Linked DNA regions of Homo sapiens: all the other regions are linked to region 2. A link is a loop called in an ENCODE intact Hi-C map of the cell type or tissue named here. Cell type or tissue: mammary epithelial cell. All regions are shown on one strand.

What was found. Peaks named below come from ENCODE experiments on the same cell type or tissue, not always from the same donor. Only the 100,000 strongest peaks of a DNase experiment are listed, where the experiment ranks them.
Region 1: a loop joins it to region 2, with 5 times the contacts of the local background. A loop is called at or near these places in 4 of 110 quality-filtered maps.
Region 3: it touches region 2 in a loop (6-fold over the local background); 7 of 110 quality-filtered maps call a loop at or near these places.

Annotation. Positions count from the first base shown.
Region 1 is chr14:86,052,272-86,060,271 of GRCh38, forward strand. All of the region lies in intron 1 of LINC02328 (long intergenic non-protein coding RNA 2328), which reads left to right. It overlaps LINC02316 (long intergenic non-protein coding RNA 2316), which reads right to left. Exons shown (of 5, transcript NR_184189.1): 3 at 3,070-3,213; 4 at 2,263-2,331. Among named protein-coding and RNA genes, the nearest start is that of LINC02316, 6.7 kb to the right of the region's middle. In mammary epithelial cell, CTCF peaks have their summits at 3,435 (motif pointing left) and 4,981 (motif pointing left); no DNase peak of the experiment used is centred here.
Region 2 is chr14:86,899,496-86,907,495 of GRCh38, forward strand. LINC01148 (long intergenic non-protein coding RNA 1148) reads left to right here and starts at 6,283. Exons shown (of 5, transcript NR_038445.1): 1 at 6,283-6,554. In mammary epithelial cell, a CTCF peak has its summit at 4,222 (motif pointing left); no DNase peak of the experiment used is centred here.
Region 3 is chr14:87,612,246-87,620,245 of GRCh38, forward strand. LINC02296 (long intergenic non-protein coding RNA 2296) reads right to left here and starts at 1,218. Exons shown (of 16, transcript XR_007064294.1): 1 at 1,070-1,218. In mammary epithelial cell, a CTCF peak has its summit at 4,000 (motif pointing left); no DNase peak of the experiment used is centred here.

The DNA of each region.
Region 1 (8,000 bases), 850 kb before region 2:
TTCGTTCCAAAGAATTAATGATCCAATTGGCCATGTATAAAATTTTGTAATTTTTCCAAAGAAGAAGGGTGTGCATTGAATTTTCTAAGCATGCAACTCAAACTATATTCTCCTTGGTGGAAAAAATACTAAGTTTTAAGAAAGGAATTGGAGGATATTCTAGGGTCTCAGCCACAGGAGATAAGGGGCTATTGTGTTTTGGTGAAGAAAAGTAAAAATAATAATATTATACTAACAATACAATGAAGAAAATGTTATCAAGAAAAGGAATTTAAGCATGACCATAGAAAATTCTATGAAGGTATTGCTCCAAGGTGCATCTACAGAGAGGTATCAGATAAAGGCAGCCCAAGTTATAAAAAATATATATGGTTTTGGAATTCAAGAGGGATAAAATAAAAAATCCTGCATTGTGATTTGAAAAATCACTTTGACCTAACAGACGTTAAAATAAGTTCACGTGAAAATGTTGAGAACACACTAATGAATAATGACCTCAAGGAGTTAAAAACTTACTGGAAGAGCTGGCCCTAAACATAACACATAATAAATTAGTGAACATGTAAAAAGTGTTTTGAGGCAGGAAAATACAGAAGTCAAGAGTATCACTTGTGTATTAGTCAGTTTTCACAGTGAGAGCTACATGAGATTGGGTAATTTATTAAGAAAAGAGGTTTAATTGAATCACAGTTCCACATGGCTGGGGAGGCCTCAAGAAACTTACAATCATGACCCAAGGCAAAGAGGAAGCAAGACACATCTTACTGTGGCAGAGCAGGAGAGAGAGGGGAGTGGGGAACCACCACACACTTTTAAACCATCAGACCTCGTGAGAACTCACTCACTGTCATGGAAAGAGCATGGAGGAAACCAACCCCATGGTTCAATCACCTCCTACCAGGTCCCTCCCTAACATGTGGGGATTACAATTTGAGATGAGAATTGGGTGGGGACACAGAGCCAAATCATATCAACTTGAAAGATTATTTTAAGGTCATTGCTGATAATAATCCAGTTAACCTTTCTGAGAGATTACAATATGCCAGCTGCTATGCTATGGTAATTTGAAACATTATCTTAACATCACTTGAATAATCCAGTGAAGCAGATTATTAAATTCCCAGATTACAGTTCAAGATTCTTAGAGAGTTGAATTACTTTGTTCAGAGGTATAAGAGATAGAGATAAGACCAGACTCCAGGGCTGTGTAATGTGAGAAATGCTATTTTCCTGACAGAAATTCAACTGCTCTCTTTGCCACACAATTACTGCAAGGTGCCTGTTAATCCATGCTGCCCACACATTGAGCTGTTGATATTTATTAATGTTCAATACAATATAAAGAGTGAATTAGCTGCGGCTGATAAAATGCACATCACTTTAAAATATACCTGAATTTATATTAGATTTATTATTATTATGAATCAAGGATATTAAAAGTAGAGCCATATTAAGAAAGTTCTCCGCTAGTCATATTTTGCTTTTTGTTGTCTAATATACATTTCCCCACTGAACCTTGTTTTTCTTTCTGGCAGTAGCCTCTCAATGACTCTCAGTGTATATGGTTTGGTGAAGCTGACACATTCATGCCTTCTGCCTTGTATGATCCAGACCTAACAAATGAGTATATTTTATCTCTTAGGTCATAGCAATTGTTTGAGGACTATTACTCAATTTGTTCCAATAAGACCCAATTGGAGACTTTAAGAAAAAAGACACTCACTTTTCTCTTTAGTGACTAATCTGCGGGGCATAAATTTAGAGATTTTGGTAAGAGTGGACAGCTGAAGAAAGTCCACCTGAGAACAATTTGATATTTGTGTCGATTTACAGGGAAAAAAAATGACAACAGCAAGACTAAACATAGCATGTCCCATGGAATGTATGTGATACACTTATATTAAACATTCTTTATTGTCTCTCTGAAATTTAAATTTAAGGAGACATTATTTTATCTGACAACCCTAAATGCAAGGAAAGCAGAGATGAGACTTGAGTAAAGAGAGTCCAATGACATCACCTGAATTTATAATCTAATGTCACCAAAAGTCAGCTGACCCTTTAACCTTTAAGTTATATGATACAAAAGATCATTTATGTCACTGGTAACAGAAGAAGCACTACCTAAGAGGATGTTCTAAAAAATAAGAAGAAAAATAATTCGTATGCTTAAAACTGTTTGAACCACTAATATAAATAGAAGACATCAAATCACGTTTTAGTATGTTTGTGAGAATAATGCAAAAGAGAAAATGGACTTACACAACATTTTGGAGTTTGCAAAAGGGCCATTTGAGATCGAATTCTAAAATTATTTCATATTTGGTACATCTAGAATGCAAAGGTCAAGGTTATTTTTCATGAGAAGGGATTAAGCAGCCAAAGGAGAAGAGAATGTATTCCTCTGTAAAGCCAAAAAGAATCCAAACATAAAATGCATTGAGTATTTTATATCAATATCTGAAAAAAGCACAAAGTAGTAATGCCAATAACAAACATTCAGATAGAAAAATAATGTAAGAAAATACATTGGATAGGTAATGATGAAGCCTTTTCCAATTATCCTCCCCTCAGTAATTTCTCTCTCCTATATATTTTTATATCATTTATCATCTATACCATTATTTATCTCCCTTTACTGCTTTTCATGCAATGATGTCTCTCATATTATAAAACACATTTATTCTTTATTATGAGATTATAATTTCTGTAAGAACAGTGTCAAGAGGAAACATCTTGGGTGATGAAAATGCTTATTATCTTGATAGCAGTGATGGTTTCAAGGTTGTATGCATATGCTAAAATTGATTAAATTGTACAGTTTCAATATGTGCAGTTTATTGTACTTTAATTATACCTGAAAATATTTTTTTAAAGCGTGTGGACTTGGTTGAAAGTTACCTGAAGACTCTAATACCAGGCTAAAAATTAGAGAATAGAGGAAAAAGTGAGGACCCAAAGGAGTTAGAGCAAGAGCTCAGCTTTAAAGGAGGCTTTCTTACAAAAGATGATCAATAGTTACAAACATAAGGTGCAATATATTCTGTGCTCCAAAATTAATTGACCCACCTCAGGAACTTGGTGTCAGAAACCTTCAGGCAGTAGTCAGTCTTGTCTGTTTCTAGAGATCTGTTTTGGAGTTGATTCATGGATTGGTATATGGTAAAGATAAAGCACTTGGTTCCAATCCCTGGAGATTCTGGAGATTTAGAGCTAGAGGAAAATGACAAAAACAAGGGACATTGGGAAGTAGCTCCTGAGCTAGGAGAAAAGATCGTAGAGTTTTGAAATCCATAAGAAAAAAAAAAGGTATGTATTTTGTGGAATAGAAAGAGCACTATCAAGAGCTATTGGCAGATCAACTAAAACAAGGACAGAGTTGGTACTATATCCTGATATAAGACAGTGAGTTTCATGATAAGCCCCATCTGCTGGTGAGGATAAGATTGTGTAATGTACTGCCAGGTTTGATTGAGGATGGCTCAGTGGTTGGAAGAAGCTTGCACCTAAAACCTCAAGTTGAAAAGAGGTGAGACAGGAAAAGGCTAAGACACAGAGCAATTTATTACGTTTCTATGCCTGTAAACTCCTGGCATAGTGTTACTGGCAAATCAGGCACTTAATAGATGTATGTCAATAGATTGCCACATCAATAGACTCAAGGAATTTGCATATGATAACAAGGTTAAATATTTCATATGACTCATCTGGAAAAATGAAAGATAAAAGATATGATTAAAGTCTACGAGATTTGAGGGATCTGAATTGAGTGAATGCAAATGTCCTCATTAAATGCTTGATTATTAATATGATGAGGCTCGCTTTAAACTTGAAAGAGACAATTGTGAATAAATAAAGGTAATAACACTAATTTTTTTAAAAAAGGTTAATAAACGTTTGGACCTATAATGGAAGAATGAGCTTGAGTGAAAAATTTAATGTAATTCAATTACATAAACATTTGGGGACAATCCCAAGCTCATTTGGGGTTGACATTATGCAACAAAATTATGTGCTCCTAAAAAATTCTTCGACTTTTTCCCTTAAGAACTCCATGATGAAATTCAGCTCATTTTTATCTTGTTTTTTTATTAAAAAATACTTAACTTGTTGTACATAGTGTTTTACTGAGTTACTTTGAGCATTTTCCTCAGATAGAAATGATTTAATTACATATAAAATAACTTATTGACAATCAATGACATTAAGTAGTATTTCATATTTTTACTTAGTATTTTATTTGATTAAAAGTAATTCCTATATATTTTCCCCTTTGATTGCAGACAATAGTGAATTCAGGTTCCAAAATAGCTACAATAGTGATTTATGTATAAATTATATATAGATAATTTAGCACATAAGCCTGTTTGTTTTTGTGCTATTTAATATAAAACTTACTAATAGTTGAATAGTTATGTCATGTTTCCATAAACAATAACTCTTCATTTTTCATTTTTTATTTTACTTTAAGTTCTGGGATATATGTACAGAACATGCAGGTTTGTTACATAGGTATATATGTGCCATGGTGGTTTGCTGCACCCATCAACCCGTCACATCTAGGTTTTGAGCCCCACAAGCATTAGGCATCTGTCCTAATGCTCTCCCTCCCCTTTCCTCCCACCCCCCGACGGGCCCTGGTGTGTGATGTTCCCCTCCCTGTCTCCATGTGTTCTCACTTAAACAGTAACTCTTGATCAAAAGTATTGGACATCTAAATGGTTTTATCCAAATCTGCTTTACAGGAATCCAAGTACTTTTATTAAAAATATTATTAAAATGCAAAAAAATTCAGTTGGCTTAAAACTCCAATTTTTTTGTGGGACTGTCATTCTGTGCCAATATGTGTGAATGGCTTCTATTCTCTAAAAACTATCTACAAAAATAAATTACTGCAAAGGGGGGTTCACTGTCAGTATTTTAGTTGACCTGACAGGACAGCCAATGTCTTCCGCTTTCTAGTGTCAATGCGCCAGCATCCCCTAGTGGGCATTGTTAGAAATAAAACTTAATTCTACTGATAAGAAAGGTGAAGGAGGTTTATTAATGTATTAGGTTTATTTTGTTGGAATTCATTTGCATAATTAAAATAACTTTGCATTTATGAGTGCATATTGTCAATAAAACATTACTCTGGTTGGGATGGTACCAGCTATCATCTATTGCCCTGAAATATTTGTGTATTTAAAAAGTTTACATACGCAGTATTTTTGGATTTATATGTGTGTGTACAAAGTAATTTAAGCTATTCATCATTTATATTTGTTTGAATATTCATAATTTATATTTGCATGTTTGACAAACATTTTTAATTGAGGTTTGTGCTATGTATAGTTACAATTACAGACAGAAGTTTGACTCAACTGGAATTATTGTGGCATTAAAAATAAGCATTGATTTCTATATGAGACTGATTTTATTCAAATCCTAATTTCCCTGGTGATTAGCCTTGTGACCTAGAGAAATTTTTTTACCCCTTTGAAATCTTATTTTCTTCATTCATAAAACAAGGGTAAAAATGTACATACTGACTCAAAATTTTTAGGGAAGGTTTTCCAGAGTCTGGTAACACGTGTGATTAACAACTCATATGTTTAAAACGCATAAACATGTACAGAATTTTAATATTAAACGTTAAGAACAATGTAAAAAAGCTAAGGAATTCTTTTTTTCTTTTTTCTTTTTGTTTTCTTTCTTTCTTTTTTTTTTTTTTTTGAGACAAAGTTTCACTCTTGTTGCCCAGGCTGGACTGCAATGGCGTGATCTCGGCTCACTGCAACCTCCACCTCCTGGGTTCAAGCAATTATCTTGCCTCAGTTTCCTGAGTAGCTGGGATTACAGGCACCCACCACCACGCCCAGCTAAGGTTTTCGTATTTTAAGTAGAGAGGGGGTTGGCCAGGTTGGTCTTGAACTCCTGACTTCAGTTGATCCACCCTCCTCGGCCTCCTAAGTGCTGAGATTACAGGCAAGAGCCACCGCGCCAGGCCAAAGCTAAGAAATTCTAAGCATAAAAATGCATTATAGATGGTGCTTTGGGCTGAAATAAACACAAAGTAAATAAGTGGATATTTATTTTTATAAGAATAAATTAAATACTTTTTCTGTGTTATTGAAGAATATCTGATATAGGTTAGCTGTTGAGAAGTTTACCATAAGAGCTTATTAATTAATTTATAGGATATACAGGAGCTCTAAAAAAAAGCCAAATCAAATGCTAGAGCTTATTCATGAAATGGTTTTGAAATTGGGCTTATAAAAATGCTTCTTTGTGAAACTGTTTGTAGATATGAAAGAAAACCCTGCTAGAATTCATTCTTAAGGCATTAGATTATCTCTATATGTAGAACTAGTTCTGTATATTTTGTCTGAATTAAGAAGATTTTTAGAATGTTAAAATAAAATGTTATTATGGAAAGTGAGTGAAAATTTGAGATTATCAGGTAAATTTCTTAATAGTAAGGTTTTGAGAGAGATTTATTGAATGCCTGAAAAAGTGGGAACAGAAGAAGAGTGAGGCACAAAACACTCAATGGGTGCAGTTGACAGAAAAAAAGGCTGAAAAGCAAACTTCATCTTTTGCAGTTAGGCCCTATGATATCTGGAAGCTATCTGGAAACATTGTTTTGGTGAGTGCACTTCAGAATTTCTTGGTTTCATGCTTTATAAACAATCTGGTTTATGGTTCACTGAATAAAGCAGATCTTCTTTGACCACAGTGGTCTGTGGTAAAGTAAAGCCTTTAGCCAAATGGATTCCAATATTCATTCCCATTGGCTATGCTCTTAAGTTACCATATGTTACATGGTATATTTGCATATCTATTAATGCTTCTATGTTCTCCTCCCTGCAAGATGAGAACTTCCTTTGAGCATCAGCAATCTTTCCTTTATATGCAACGCAGTAGAGATAACCAGGTCAGATTTTTCCAATAAGTTTGCAATAGTTAGTTATAAGGAAAATTTCCCAAATATTTGTGTCTGTAAGAACCACCTACAGTTATGTGAAAAATACAGATTTTTTTTCTGTATTTTCTGAGCACCGAATCATAAATTTCTTTTAGATGTGTTTGGAAATCTATATTTATAAGATGCAACCAAATTTATTCTTATGGTTTTAAAAACTTCATACATAAATTCATAATCATAATTTGGTTATATTTAAAACAAATGTATAATGAGAATGTGAGCTCAGAGAGTAGAATTTAAACATTAAAAACTACTAGAAGTCATTAAACAAACAGTGAAATTGTAGTGGTGATCTCTTTCCAATAACTTTAATTGTTCATCCTTTAGATTAGGATAATGAAACTGACTTTTTTTTCCCCCAGACTGCTCTTGGTTTTAAATAGAAAATGACCAAAAGAAAACTTAGTAATTCACCTTTCTTTTATCTTCTTATTTTATTTTAGCCTGATATAATATTTCCTGTGGCAAGGAAGAAAACCACTAAGCTATCAATAGCTCTAAATTTCTTAAATTTAGGTCTATAGATATCCAGATTTCATGAAAACAAATGAAAGATTTGAAGTTATTTATTAGCAACTTTTTCTTTTGCTATGTAGCAAATTACCATAAATTTAGCAACTTAAAGTGACAAAATTTTATTATCTCACAGTTGCCTGGGTCAGAATTCCAGCAAATTTTAACTTGGCTCTCTACTTAGGATCTTATAAAGCTGAAAATACGGTGTTGTCCAGATGTGTACTTATCTGGAGTCTTGACTAGAGAAAGATATGCTTCCAAGGTCACTCAGGCTGTTGGCAGAATTCATTTCCTTGCAGTAGTAGACTAAGGTATCCACTGCATTCCTGGCTGTCAACCAGGGACCACTCTCACCTTCTGGAGGCCACTCTTAGATCCCTGCCACGTGCCCCACTCCATCTCAGCAATGGAGAATCTTCTTCACATTAGTTCCTTCTTGCACTTTAAATTTCCAATTCCCATTCTGCTACTAGCCCGAGAAAATTCTGCTTTGAAAGGGCTCATGTGATTAGATCAG
Region 2 (8,000 bases):
CATTAAGTCATTCATTTAACTGTTTATTGTTAATTGAGCAATTACTAAGTGCCAGGTATTTGATTGATCTTTGAGGATTTAGATGTAATCTTAAATGAATATTGCCCTTTCCCTTGAAGATTTTGCATTCTATTGGCAAAGATACTAATCAAATTATCGATGTATAAATGACATTTAGCATGAAAAAGAGATAGAGAGCTCTGAAAGTATATAATGAGATAATTGTCCTTGTCAGAGAGCACTGTGACAATTATCCAGGGGAACTGTCACTAAAGAATGAAAAGGAATTAACCTGGTGAAAAAGAGATGGAAGAGCATCCTAATCAGAAGAACTAGTGGGGCAAAGGACTTCTCCAGGTGGGAGCAGAGTGAGCGCAAGAGAATAAACAAGGCCAGTGGGTTAGAGCAGAGAGGGGCATGTGCAACAAGGGAGACCAGTGAGGTGGTGCAGCTTACCATGAAGCATCGTAGCTTTAAGCATGGGGAGTTTCATAAATTTCCAAAGAGCATTAAGAAGCCATTGGAATGTTTTAAGCAAGGAGCAGGAATTGGGTTGTCACATATGCCTATTTGTATTTGGAAAATATCACTCAGCAGGTTGTGGATGAACCCTAGTACATAGGGGTGCATAGGTAAGAATGATTTTGAATTAATGCAACAAACAAATAATACTAGTTTGATCCAAGATGCTGACAATTACAAGGAGAGGGTATATACACAATGTATTTAGTGTTGGTTATAGGGGTAATCCAGAGCATGGCGTCTGGTAGTGCTAGTTGAGAAAAGAAAAACAAGAAGAAAAAAAACATTGAAGTGGGTTGAGGAGTAGAGAGCATATGCTCAATTTTGGTAAGTTTTTAAAATGTCTTTGAGACATTAAGAGGAATATGTAAAGTAACTGTTAAGATACATGGCTGGCGTTTGGAGGAGTCATCTCACTGTTTTTCAGATTTTGAAGTCATCTGTATATATGTGGTAACTGCATGGACATGAGTAAGATTGTCTAGGGAGGGTGCAGAAAAAGCAAATGACCAAGGACCAAGAATCAAGCTCTGATGAATGCCATAATGAAGCAGCCCAGGCTAGAAGGCTGGGTGGACAAAGGAGTCAGAGAAGCATGGGCTATACATGCATTATAACAAACGCCAGTAGCATGTCATGGCAGCCAAGTAATGGTAATATTTCAGAAGAAGCCGGTAATCCACAGTTTAAAATCGTGCTGAGAAATAAGGAATAGAGGACTAAAAATGTCAGGCAACATACAGGTCAGAGTGAGTATTGCTTTGATGGACAGACAAGACTACAAGCAAAGGTAAATGGATTGAAAAGTGTGAGGGAAGTGAGGAAGTGGGAAGAAGCAGGTAGAAAAATTTATTTAGAGAGACATGATTCTGCATGGATAACAAGTCAAAGTGATACCTGAAGGAGAGTAAATGTTGACTTATGTTTCTCTACATATTTATTTGAAATATTATATATATGTATGAATGTATGTATTTGAGCATCCTTAAGAACCAATACAAAAGAGAGGTTGAATATACCAAAGGAAGATTACTCTAAAGAGAGGAAGTGAAGAGAGAGAGAGAGAGTTCATTGGATTCCAAAGTACAAGTAGAAGAATGTTTCTGAAACATAAGAGATGGTCAGTATGTTATAATCGTATGGAAGGAGGATAGGGTGTGTCTTGAAGTAGCTGGTTTAGGAAAGAGAATCAATGTTTTTGGATTTTGACTAAGAGAAATGTATTGCTGATCTTAGAAAGGGTGGACTAGAGAGATCTATAGGCAGACTGAACTATTTGTAGATAATTAATATCATGGAACCTAGGCAGAGGTAATGAGAATATGTTGTAATTGGTACCCATGGGCACCAATGACCAATAAGAAACAGGCCAATGAGCCACACCTGTGTGTGCCAGACGGTATCTCTGAGTATACCTAACAATTCTGTAGTCAGTCACAAAGGAGAAAAAAGATTTTTTTACTTTTATGCAAAAATCTTCATTTGAATATTTACATGCAGTAGGAAAGGCACAAATGGAGAGTGAACATATCTAGATTTATGCATATTTTTAAACGAATGAACACAAAAGCAGAACTCTTGAGGCCATTTATGGCTTGGGCCCATAAACAGCAATGTGTCACCTCCCTTGTTGATTATATTGAGCCCCAGAGTTAGCCCTGTTTCAAGGGAAGGGACCACATTCGTGTGTGAACCCCAGGGACCTTGCTTCATTAGAAACCACCAATGCAACAGGCTATCCCGGGAGGTTCTAGTTGAGACAGTTCTAGTATAGGGAAGGCCTCTCTGAGAAAAGACCTGAAGCAAAAGTGGATATAAAAGAGCAAGTCATGAAAAGATGTCGGGGGAAGCTTCTGAGCCAACAGAACAGCAAGTAGAATGGCCTGAAAGTGGGACAGTACTGTATGTACAAGGATTGGAAAGATGACTATGAATACAGTGGAAGGAATAAGTACAAGAGTGATAAGAAATAAGGTCAGAAAGAGAGATAGGTTCATATTATGAAGAGTCTTAACGAGCATGGACAGAAGATTACATTTCATAATTTTTCCAGTAGGAAATAATTAAAGAGTATAGGACAAAGAAGTCACACAATTTGATTTTTTAAAAGTCATTCATCTTCTGTGTGAATTGATTGACTGGGGCAAGAGTGGAAGCAGGGAAGTGAGTTAGGAGTTAATTGTTGCCTTCTTCGTGAGAACAATGCAAGAATTGGTTGTGGTGGTGACAGAGGATTAAGAGATAGATTCTTGGGAATATTTTGCAGGCAAAACTGACAAGACTTGGTAATGAATGTGATATGGATTTTCAGGCAGAGAGAGTCATGATCTGAGCATGAATAACAAAGTCAGGATGATGCCATTTATAGATATGGAGAAGGCCGGAGGCACTGGTTGGTGGGAGCTTGAGAAATCAAGAGATCTATTTTGGACTTGTGAAGTTGAGATGCTTATTCAACATTCAAATGAATGTGAAAACGAATGTTACAACTCAGGGACTGAAGAGAGTCCAAAACATTAATCTGGTCTCTACTGCCATTGGACAATATGATATCCCTTAGGGAAGGAGTATAAATTGGTTAAGACTAACATAGAAGATAGAGATTTTGAGGTCAGAAAGAGGACGAAGGACCCACAAACGAGACTAAGGGAGAGTAGACAGAACTCTTATCCAGTCGCATTAACAAAAACTTTAGCTGCAGGGAGAGCTTGAGTCAGATGAAGGAGGCACCAGTTGCAGGGAGACAAATTAGGAGGCTTTTGTAATGACACAGGGGAGAGATAACAGACTTAAATTTAGGCAGTAGAAGCGGGAGGGGGAGGGAAATTTTGGAATCATTCAGGAAGAGAAATAACAGGATTCTGTGCCTTACAATATATGAAAGTTATGCTGAAGCTTTCCTATTAAATTTTTTTCTGCATTGATTAGGGATTTAAGTCTCTGAGATCAAATAATTCTCTTAACTGAAGATTCAGTCATTTGAAAATTATGAAAATGACATAGAACATGGTTTGTATGGAAACACTGAATGAAAGAGCAGTGGAGTGGCTGCTCTTGTAACACAGAAAGAGACAAAACCATTGAAATACAGTTTCTTTGGTACAGATTAGGATGCATCAGGCAAATCCAGATATCATCCATCTGCTTTCTTTGAAAACAGTCAAAGGTGCTTCAAGACTTTCTTCTAGTCTTATTTTGATTGCTTATAGTCTTCTAAAAACCAATCTGCAAAAGAGAAAAGTCAGTGAGAACTCATTACTACACCTCTATTTTGTTACTGCTAGTATGAACATTGGTACTTTAGAAAATACTTTGATTAGGCCAGGCGCGGTGGCTCACGCCTGTAATCCCAGCACTTTGGGAGGCCGAAGCGGGAGGATCACGAGGTCAGAAATCGAGATCATTCTGCTAACACTGGGAAACACCGTCTCTACTAAAAATACAAAAAATTAGCTGGGCGTGGTGGCGAGCGCCTGTAGTCCCAGCTACTCGGGAGGCTGAGACAGGAGAATGACGTGAACGCGGGAGGTGGAGCTTGCAGTGAGCTGAGATTGTGCCATTGCACTCCAGCCTGGGCAACAGAGCGAGACTCTGTCTCAAAAAGAAAAAAAAAGAGAAAAGAAAAAAATACTTTTGATTTTACTTTGTATTAAATAAACTCCTGCTGCCCCCTAGTGGCAATTTATTGGGGAACAGAATCTCTGGGTCTATTGTCTGTTTTGCGGCAGAAACATGTATTGGCAACACCAATGTGGTACATAGAAGATTATCCCCCACATTAAGGCATTTTATAGACATCACAACAATGACCTTGTATTCATAATTGCATAACACAGTGGTTTGTCTGTTATCATTGCAATTAATGGAACTCAATCTGGGATTGTTCAAATGATGGCACCACAAGCCATTTGGCAATTGGAAGTCAGTCATTTCCTGATATGGCCTAGTAATTAGTTACTCGAATTACTTAAATTCTGAGTCTTTTTACACGCAACCAAGGCATCATCATCATGTGAACACCTGTGTTTACTCGACCTTGAGTAGACATAATAGCAAAAGAGTCTGTCCCCTATGAAGTTTAAAAATCCAGGCCGCGTGTTTCAATTCCTTATTTCCTGTCCCATCTTTGAACTCTTCCCAGGTTTATCGATTGTAGGAAATGCCATTCCCTTCAGGAGAAACCCAACTCCCAATCATACTGTTGGGGTATTCGCCTTTGGCCTAAAGGACACAATCACATCACAACACAATAATCCAAGTTTAGTGTTTGCTCAGTCTAGTTCCTTTTCATAGTCTCTTTAGGGTTGAAATAAAGAACAGCCTTCATCACTTTCCTAAGATTCTTCCATCACAGCTTCTCATTTACAAACAGCTGCTCAAAAACAGCTATATACAACTCCATTAGAAAAGTCTAAAATTTAAAAACAGAAGAAAAGTGTTTTAAATCAAACAAAGGTACTATTTTTCCCAAACAGGCATATAAAATTTGCACTTATTTTATATTGAAAGATACATGCAACTTCATTTACCCGGCAGAACAATAATTTGTATGGCAAACATATCTCTGTGTCTGGAATTGGTTGGTTCTTGGTCTGACTTCAAGAGTGAAGCCACCACCCTTGCGGTGAGTGTTACAGTTCTTAAAGACGGCGTGTCCAGAGTTTGTTCCTTCTGAAGTTCGGATGTGTTCGGAGTTTCTTCCTTCTGGTGGGTTCGTGGTCTCCCCGGCTCAGGAGTGAAGCTGCACACCTTCCCAGTGTGTGTTACAACTCTTAAGACGGCGCGTCTGGAGTTGTTCCTTTCTCCCGGTGGGTTTGTGGTCTCGGTGGCTTCAGGAGTGAAACTGCAGACCTTCGCAGTGAGTGTTCCAGCTCATAAAGGCAGTGTGGACCCAAAGAATGAGCAGCAGCAAGATTTACTGCAGAGTGAGAGAACAACGCTCCCACAATGCAGAAGGAGACCCCAACGGTTGCCACTGCTAGGTCAGGCAGCCTGCTTTTATTCTCTTATCTGGCCTCATCCACATCCTGCTGATTGGTCCATTTTACAGAGAGCCGATTGGTCTGTTTTACAGAGAGCTGATTGGTCCGTTTTGACAGGGTGCTGATTGGTGCATTTACAATCCCTGAGCTAGACACAAAAGTTCTCCACGTCCCCACTAGATTAGCTAGATACAGAGTGCTGACTGGTGTATTTACAAACCCTCAGCTAGACACAAAGTGCTGATTGGTGCATTTACAAACCTTGAGCTAGATACAGAGTGCCAATTGGTGTATTCACAATCCCTTAACTAGACATAAAGATTCTCAAGTCCCCACTTGACTCAGGAGCCCAGCTGGCTTCACCTGGTGGATCTCCCACTGGGGCCCCAGGTGGAGGTGCTTACCAGCCCCGCGCCGTGCGCCCGCACTCCTCAGCCCTTGGGCGGTTGATGGGACCAGGCGCCTTGGAGCAGGAGGCGGCGTTCGTCCGGGAGACTCAGGCCGCGCAGGAGCCCACGGCGTCGTCGGGGCGGGGAGACTCAGGCATGGCAGGCTACAGGTCCCAAGCCCTGCCCCGCGGGGGAGCAGCTAAGGCCCAGCGAGAAATCGAGCGCAGCGCCGGTGGGCCAGCATTGCTGGGGGAACCGGCGCACCCTCCACAGCTGCTGGCCAGGATGCTAAGCCCCTCACTACCAGGGGCCGGCAGGGCCGGCTGGCCGCTCCGAGTGCGCGGCCCGCCAAGCCCACGCCCACCCGGAACTCTAGCTGGCCCGCAAGCGCAGCACGCAGCCCCGGTTCCCGCCCGTGCCTCTCCCTCCACACCTCCCTGCAGGCTGAGGGAGCCGGCTCCGGTCTCGGCCATCCCAGGAAGGGGCTCCCACAGTGCAGCGGCGGGCTGAAGGGCTCCTCAAGCGTGGCCAGAGTGGGCGCCAAGGCCGAGGAGGCGCCAAGAGGGAGCGAGGGCTGTGAGGACTGACAGCACGCTGTCACCTCGTCTCTACTTAGGTGAATGATGCCTTTGGCCTGCTTATGTCTTCCATAGCCACAATGGTGAGTACTTGTTTTCTACTCAGCTAATAAGAAAATAAGTTTTGGCGGTTTTCTGAGAGCAAAAGTATTTATTGCTTGCCCAAGATAAATCGACCTCTAAAGAGACAGAAACTATTTTAAAACAGTTTTAAAAACAACATTTTTCCGTTTACACAGAAAGTTTTAGTGTCAATTTCACCCCCTCCCCAAATACTATACCCTTTATAAATTATGGGTGTTTGTTTTTGTTTTTGTTTTTTGTTGTTGGTGGTGGTTGGTTGGTTGGTTTGTTTTGTGCCTCTTACTCTTAAAGTATGGTCATTTAGGAAGTCTATGTAATTTTGTGTCCCCTGATTGCCCCCTCTTAGAAAATTGAAATTCTTCAAGGTGGAAGAAACAACATATCTATATTTGTAATCCAAGTATCTAGAGATAACCTGGCTTATAGTAGGTGATCAGTAAAAGTTTGTTGAATAGAACCAAAAAAAGAGGAATATAGATGATACTGATATTAAAAATAAAATAAAAATGACATCCACTGAGTGTTAGGATATCACCGAGGGAAACCCCAGAAGATTATTTAGTATTGATTGACAAAAATTAACATTTCTAAATGATGCTTTGAATTAAGGATTCTTGGTCTATTCATGACAAGTCTTCCAATGTGAATTTATATCTCAAAATATTACATAACCTGTAAAGCTGAATCCATGAATGTGAAGTCCAGCTAAATTTGAGACTGATTCTAAATACAGTGGTAGAGTATGCAGTTTGCTATTGTTGTCTTCTGTCTTTCATAACAAAATAATTTATTTTCTTCCTATATTGGTCAGGAATATCCTGTCAAGAAGGGAGGTTATCTAATTGTTGAAATATCAACATTTTAAAAGAAGACTCCAGAAAAGAGGGTAATGCTAAACATAAAGTCATGTTATGATAATGAAGGTACTTCAGGTGCATTATGGAGCACATGTTGAGAAGGGGTTTTTGGCAAATAATGTCCCTCAATTATAAGACGTGGGCATCACTTGATCACATCAAATGAGTCTATAGTTTAAGCCAGTCATAATTATTATACCTTGTAGCACATGCAAAGATTTATCTCAGCGCTTTTATAGTTTAACCCTATGTATATTAAAGGGCTAGAAACTCAATGTCATCTTTCCGAATAAACTTCCTCATGCGTCATATTTTTCATTGAAATCCTTTGTTTGTATTAATATTCTTAAAACCTATGATGTAGCTTTATAAATGAACAAAAATATTGAAGATTTATTTTTAATATTTTAAAAGATACAGATATGAAAAGTTCTTTTAAATCAGGAGATGAGAACTCTTGTGGTATATTCAAATCTCAGTTTTCATGGCAGTGATAATCAATGACATATCTCTATTTATCCCAACAATGAATATAAATAATAATAACAGAATCAATAACTAGTTTCCAGTGGTTTTAACAGAATCCAT
Region 3 (8,000 bases), 710 kb after region 2:
ACAGAATGACTTACATATAGAAATGGCTGGTATTATTTATCTTGATCTAAAGCAAATGAATTATGCTATAAATAAACACCAAAAAATGCTGGCCAGGCACAGTGGCTCACGCCTGTAATCCCAGCACGTTGGAAGGCTGAGATAGGTGGATCACCTGAGGTTAGGAGTTCGAGACCAGCCTGGCCAACATGGTGAAACCCCGTCGCTACTAAAAATGCAAAAATTATCCAGGTGTGGTGGCACGCTCCTGTAATCCCAGCTACTTGGGAGACTGAAGCAGGAGAATCCCTTGAACATGGGAGGCGGAGGTTGCAGTGAGCCGAGAATGGGCCACTGCATTCCAGCCTAGACAACAGAGCAAGACTCCATCTTAAAAAAAATACAAGAAAGATAGAAACACATAAAACTGCAACTTTTTAAAAACGCTTTACATCCATGAGCATTTACTCTATTATGTTTCCATTACATTTTGCCCCTTGAGAAAATTAGAACAGCAAATGCCCTCCACACAGAACATTTCCCACCACTACAGCCACCTTCTTCAAGCATGAGGAGAAAGTGTTGCTCTATAAAACCCAATTCTCTATGAATGGCTGTCATACGAAACTGAGAAAATGGAGTGAGACAGATTCCAAAAAGATTAATGACAAGCACAATCAGCATTAATTATTGTGAGTTAAGTTTCATTTCCTGGAAATAATCACAGTGATGGAATATTTCCATTGAATTAGTTACTGCCATTGGGATTGACTTGGCTGAGTGAATTCCAAATTATATTTCTCTATACTTTTAATATGGAACAGAAAAATGAAAGAATTTTACAGTGTACATGACTTAGATTTCACCATTAACATTTTTAGCTTATCAATTATCTAACCATTTACTCTACTGTCTATACATCCATCCATCTTATTTCTGATGCATTTCAAAGTTAACTCTATACATCCATATACTTTCCCCTAAACATTCTAGGATGCATCTCATTATCTAGTAAATTCCAACATAACCCCCCTACTTTATGGGTCTATTGACTGCAATGCAGTTAGCAGCTATTGAATTTTATCCTCACCTCTGCTTCCGACCTTGAATGTAAAGGCAGCCTGATCCACAAAGACGGTCATATCGGAAGTCCTGAAATCTCAGTACTGGTCCCCAACTGCTGTGCCAGACAGACCCTTCACTTCTAGTCATTTAGAATCACTATGATGCAAGAACCCACTCACCTACATACTCTAAGGTGGGTGGAGAGAACAGGAGACTGGTTATTTTTTCATAGGCATGGACAGTGCCTGTACATCTATATATAGGACATGATTAATATGAAATTAATTCAATATTGACAGGACATTGTGGTGAGGTAAGAACATTTAATCTGTAAGAGTCTGTTCAAATTTGTATATGTATATGACTATTTCTTAGGAGAGTTTCGTAGCTTACATATTTTCAAATACATCAGTGACTAAAGATATTGAGAGCCACTGGTCTAACACTTCCCTCCTTCAGACAGTGGGCATTAGTAATTCCAGATTGCGTTATCTCTTTTGCCTGCCACATCCCACCATTGACTTATATTTAGCGTACTTCAACCAAAGCCCCAATTTATTTTCCCCACACTATACTTTTACTGTAGATCTTTTTTGTTTACTTGTCTATCCTGGTGATTAGTGAGTAACTTTGTCCATTAAGCCAACTTGGATGCATCATTAACCAGAAAAAAGAGAAAACAGGTAGTGAAAAGTCAATAGTTTGTGATATTTACGACACCCCTCAGAGTGTGAACAAAAGAAATATGGTTCTGGCATTGTGACTCCAGTCTTAACCCTATGAGTCATTATTTGGAAAACTAGTGAGTTACATCTTCCAGTTACCTTTCTGTGCAGAAAAATCCCTCAGGAAGTAATAAATACAGGAAAGCATCTTGGATTCATCCAGCCCCCTACTGTGTCGGCTGTTATGATCCTGAATTGTAGACCATTTCTTCCACACTGCCTGGATCTCCCATAGAATCCAGCACAATACTGTGTCCAGAGCAGGGGCTCAGTAAGCTCTTATTTTACTGGAATATCCAACCAAGGGCCAGTTTGGAATTTACCTATATTACAGAAATATTAACCTTCTTGAAGACCAACATTTTGGGAACAGCAAGACCCTAAAAACTTCTAATTAAAATAAAGTTGCCCAATTAAAGTGACCTTTGGCTGAAAGGTAATGAAACCATATTTTCTAATTTCATTGTTCCAAACCAGCCTCTCCTACTTTCAGAAGGAACATCACTTTTAGGCAGGGGGGTTCTTCCTTTCAACTTTTATTTTAAGTTCAGGGGTACAAATGCAGGTTTGTTACATAGGTAAGCTTGTGTCATGGGGGTTTGTTGTAAAGATTATTTCATCACCCAGGTATCAAGCCTAGTACCCAGTAGTTACTTTTCCTGATCTTGTCCCTCCTCTCACCCTTCACCCTCTGAAAGGCCCCAATGTCTGTTGTTCCCGTCTTTGTGTCTATGTGTTCTCATCAGTTAGCTCCCACTTATGAGAACATGCGGTATTTGGTTTTCTGTTCTGTGTTAATTTCCTAAGGATAATGGCTACCAGCTCCACCCATGTACCCACAAAGGACACGATCTCATTCATTTCTTACGGCTGCATAATATTCCATGGTCCACATTTTCTTTATCTGGTCTGTCATTGGCAGGCATTTAGATAGATTCCATGTCTTTGCTATTGTGAATAGTTTGGCAATGAACATACGCATGCATGTGTCTTTATAACAGAATGATTTATATTCCTCTGGGTATATATCCAGTAATGGGATTGCTGGGTTAATGGTATTTCTGTCTTCTTTAGGTTTTTTAGGAATCGCCACACTGTCTTCCACAATGGCTGAACTAATAAGCATCCTTTTCTCACCACAACCTCACCAGCATCTGTTATTTTTTGACTTTGTAATAATAGCCATCTGACTAGTGTTAGATGCTATCTCATTGTGGTTTTAATTTGCATTTCTCTAATGATCAGTGATGTTCGGCTTTTTTCATATGATTGTTGGCTGCATGCATATCTTCTTTTGTAAAGTGTCTATTTTTTTGCTCACTTCCTTATGGGGTTGTGGTTTTTTTCTTGTAAATTTTTTTTAAGTTTCTCATAGATGATGGATATTAGACCTTTGCTGAACGCATAGTTTGCAAAAATTGTCTGCCATTCTGTCTGTTTACTCTGTTGACAGCTTTTTTTTTTGGAGGGGGGTGGTTTTTTGTTTGTTTGCTGTACAGAATCTCTGTAGTTTAACTGGACCCCGTTTGTCAATTTTTGTTTTTGTTTCAATTACTTTTCCCATGTTCATCATAAAATCTTTGCCACTGCCTATGTCCTGAGTGGTATCTAGGCAGGGGATTCTTTAAGACTTTAATTCCATCTCCCGTCAGTTCTATCATCTTTAGTGAGCCAGGTCTCCTCATCTGTGAGAGGCTATTTGAGAGTGATTGCAGCTGCAGCATGTGGGGACGCAGACTGTAAACCACTTCTGAGCTCAGAAGGAAACACTACTATAATTAATTAGGAAATCTGTCCTGCACCAAGTAGTCTAAAGAAACCTTAACCCCAAACGCTCTGAACAAGCCCAGTCCCACAGAATGATTATGATGTTTACGATGGCACTGTTCACTGAGTAGCCACTGAATGCCCGTGTCTTTGTGCTTAGTGCTCACAGAAGCTCCGTGTGTTATGTGCTATTAGTAGCCCCATTTTACTGATGACAACCTTGAGGCACAGAGAGGTTTTACAGCTACAACTTCCTGAATGATAACCCGGCATCATTCAACCTCAGAAGCAGCGTCTTGATTGGAATATCTTCCCCAAACAAACAAAAACTACAACAACAACAAAGTGGGTTGGGGTGGGGAGAACATCTATCTCAGGTAGCGGGTTGATGGAGGTGGTAACCTTGGCGTGTCGAAGTCCCTCCATCAGGAGCCTCAGATCTGTTCTTAGCTCTCTGCTGCTCTCTAGTGGCCAGTGGCCACACTTTTTCTTGGATTGAAGAAAGCCCCCAGTGCATGGCCAGGGGCCATTGACTACATCAAAACAGCTATTACTTAGGTAAGCACAGACCAATACATAAAAGGCCACAGATCATTTATTCTGCCTACCTTCTCACTATTAAGTCATTTTTTGATAGTTTTGTTGTTTTAGAAAAAGCAGTTATTTGAAAAGCTGAATTTGCCTCTTCCCCATTCGACTTAAGATGACACATCCAGATGACTAAATACCTCTTGCTCTGCCGTCTTCACTGCCCGTTGGTGTAGACTTCAAATTTCACCTTGGCCTATCACTTCACTCTCTGTCTCTCTTTGACCACTCCCACACTAATTTGCACACCTAAGATTTCTCAAGTTGCTTTTTTAATAGTGGTAATAGACTTTGTCCAGTAGTACCACATAACCTCCCTATTCTGATTTAAATAAAAAGAAGCACAGCAGTGGTTGATAATAATGACTATCTTTGACCGCTTCCAAAAAGTCCCAAAATTCTATAACATGAAAGGAAATAAAAGGTACTAGGGAGAATAGAACAGTGAACTACAGAAAATGACAAGAGGTATTATGTTGATGGATGGGTACTGAAAAAGATAGGTTGCTCTCAACCTTATTCAACGACAGATGTTAAGAAAATGTATCATCTATAATTTACTTTTTGCACCTAGATGTTTTGTGGCTTTTCCAACTATTGAGTAATAGGCTCCCTAATGGTAAATATTAATCCATTGCTATAATCACTAAATATATTTCAGCTTTTATGAAGACCTTTGAATATTCATATGTCCTTGTGAAAAGCTCTCTGTTTATCTGCAGACTCCTCAAAGATGTTTCTGCTTTCCTCTGAATTACTGGCCTCTCGTGTACTTTATTAATATTTCTCTTTAGAGCTCTTTGAATTAACTTTTTCTTTTCACTGTCTCCCTGGAAACAACAATGTTGCCTCAGTGTAGAACAAGAGAAAGACAACAAAGGAAATGAACTTCCCCAAATTATCTGCAGTGAGAGGAAGTGCAGCAGAACAGAGAGGGAGGATTAGAATCCGCCAACGTTCAGGGTGTGAACGAGAGGATTGTTGCCCTTTAACAGCCAAGCTGGCTGAATAAAAACTGCATTGTAAACACAATATAACACTAAGCAAGCAGATGTACCCATCCAAGAAACCTGACACCTAGATGACAGGTTTTATATTTAATGTTCTAGAATGTTCCCAGGTCCACACAAAATCCATCTCCTGGCTACTTGCAGGTCCCTGAAAGTATATGATAGCATGGCTAAGCCTTTTGTAACTTGTGACCCTTTATGATAAACATCTCTTAAGCCCTTCTTCAATGGTATTTAAAAACTCAAACTAAAGAACTTAGCTAAAATCCTGGTTCTAGAATATCTAAGTCATAATCAGTATCTTAGACTCTCTTTCTTGGAGACTGGTCTTCCTAGAAACCAGACTGTAAAGCAAAGATTCACATGCAGAAAGGTTATTGAAGGACATCTCAGGATCAACCTTTGGGTTTGGTAGGGAAGCGGGGAGCAGAAGAGCAAGGCTGGGCAGAAAGAGAAGATGAACTGTGACGCAGGTGTGACAAAGGCCTCAGTCAATCATACATGAAGCTCTGGATCTGAGATGGCACTTCAAGTTGTCTTGAGTTGAGGCATGAAGGCTGGGCCTTTGTATCCTGTCATGAAAAGTCACTGGATAAAGGTTATACCAGGGGAAGGGCATGACCTTGAGCAATGTAGCCCTGTCCTGAAAGGAACACAGCGATGACCTGTCAATAGTTAACACTCTCAGTAGATGAGGTGATAAGTGTCTTCTCCTAAAGGGAGCATCTACTAGGCTCAACCATCAGTTTAGTATCCTCCTCCTTGCAGCAGAAGGTAATAGGAGCCCTGGTACCAGTCCTCGATTAATGGCCTGCAATTGTCATTGTTGCCATTCTATCAGCTGAAGTATCAAGGCACAAAGGTGGATTTTCTAACCAAAGTCACATAGGCTTCCAGGGCAGGTCATCAAATCCTCTTCCAGTTCTCTAAACAGTACATTAAAACCCAGACCTTCTTAGTAGATCACCCTGGCCTATCAATAAATCCCAATGAATGCCCATTGATCTCGTAACACAGAGAAAGTATTTTCAAGGAACTTGTCGTTTGCAGTCACTGACAGCCGCTTTATCTTCTGTGACCACTCCTCCAACATAATTCTTCCCTGGGCCCAATGTCCTAGAACTCAGAGTAATTTTAGTACGAATGCAGATTCACCCATTATGTAGCGGTAAGTCTTAAGTGTTACAGAAGATTCACTGCAAAAACAGGCAACTCTGGAGACTAGGCTCTTCTCCTAGGGCACGGTGCCAATATCCTATAGATATAGCAAAGTGGTGGTAGCTCTCATAGGTTACTCTCCTAGCTTGTGCAACCAGGCTTGTCCTCTGCTCATGAAGCAGAGGGACAGGGATCCCAGGTTCTATTATTAGTGGATGTATGCAGATTTTCAAATTCTTTAGGCCAGGTGTAGTGGCTCACGCCTGTAATCCCAACATTTTGGGAGGCTGAGGTAGGCGGATCACGAGGTCAGAAGATTTCAAGACCATCCTCGCTAACATGGTGAAACTCCATCTCTACTAAAAATACAAAAAATTAGCCGGGTGTGGTGGCAGGCACCTGTAGTCCCAGCCACTCGGGAGGCTGAGGCAGTAGAATTGCTTGAACCTAGAAGGCGGAGGTTGCAGTGAGCAGAGATCATGTCACTGTACTCCAGCCTGGGCAACAGAGTGAGACTCCGTCTCAAAAAAAAAAAAAAAATTTTAACCCACTTATCTCTCCAGCTGCTTCACACAAGGCAAATCACAGTAATACAACTTAGCTTTCATATTCTACCTCATTTCTTAACCCTTCTGAATTCTATTGTGTTTGTCATTTCATCAGAAACCCTCAGTCAGATTGGCTGGTCAAAATTGTCTTCCTGATCTCCTCCAAGAGACTTCTCTTGGTGTATAAGTAATAAACCAACAGGCAAATTTGGCAGTATTTTTGTGAAAATTTGCGAGCCAGTTAATAGGATCTTAATAGACTAGGCCTTGCTTTGTGTTACGTGCATTTGCTGAAGTTTTGCCCTATCATTTTGACCCTCAGCTAAATTTTTCTATTCAGAACAAACACAGAAACAGCTTTCTCTGACCCTCAGCAGGAAGTAGAGAAGGAGCTCTGTTTATGCCTCTCACTGTACGGTGATGGATTCTTAATTTAAGCCCTAGAAAACAGATTTATTTAAAACTCATCAGTGGCAAAAGAAAAACCATGCTTTCTTCCTTTAACCACCTGTGTCCATTATTTACCCCATTGTTTTTAGTCAGACAACCTGTGGACAAAGAACAATTTGCTTCTTGGTTCAAGTTCAGGCTTTGCGAAGCAAGACAGAAAATCACTACCAGCTGAAAAAAAAAGTTCAATTATTTATAGGAAATGATTAGAGGCCGGGCACGGTGGCTCATGTCTGTAATCCCAGCACTTTGGGAGGCTGAGGTGGGCGGATCACAAGGTCAGGAGTTCAAGACCAGCCTGGCCAACATGGTGAAAGCCCATCTCTACTAAAAATACAAAAATTAGCTGGGCATGGTGGTGTGCACCCAGCTACTCGGAAGGCTGAGGCAGGAGAATTGCCTGAACCTGGGAGACGGAGGTTGCAGTGAACCAAGATTGTGCCACTGCCCTCTAGCCTGGTTGACAGAGCAAGACTCCATCTCAAAATAAAAAAAAAAAAGAAAAGAAAAGTATTAGAAGCCCTCTACCCTGCTCCTATGGTCAGTTGTCCACAGTCCCCAAATCACTCCCACAATTTACATTTCGTCGGCAGAGATTATTAAACCATCAGAACAAGCCCAATACCCTGTCACAGTAAAGGTGAATGTAAAAGCTTGGAGTTCAGTGTGTCTGTGGAAAAGATCTTGAGGATGAGAGAGCAAGCAAGAGG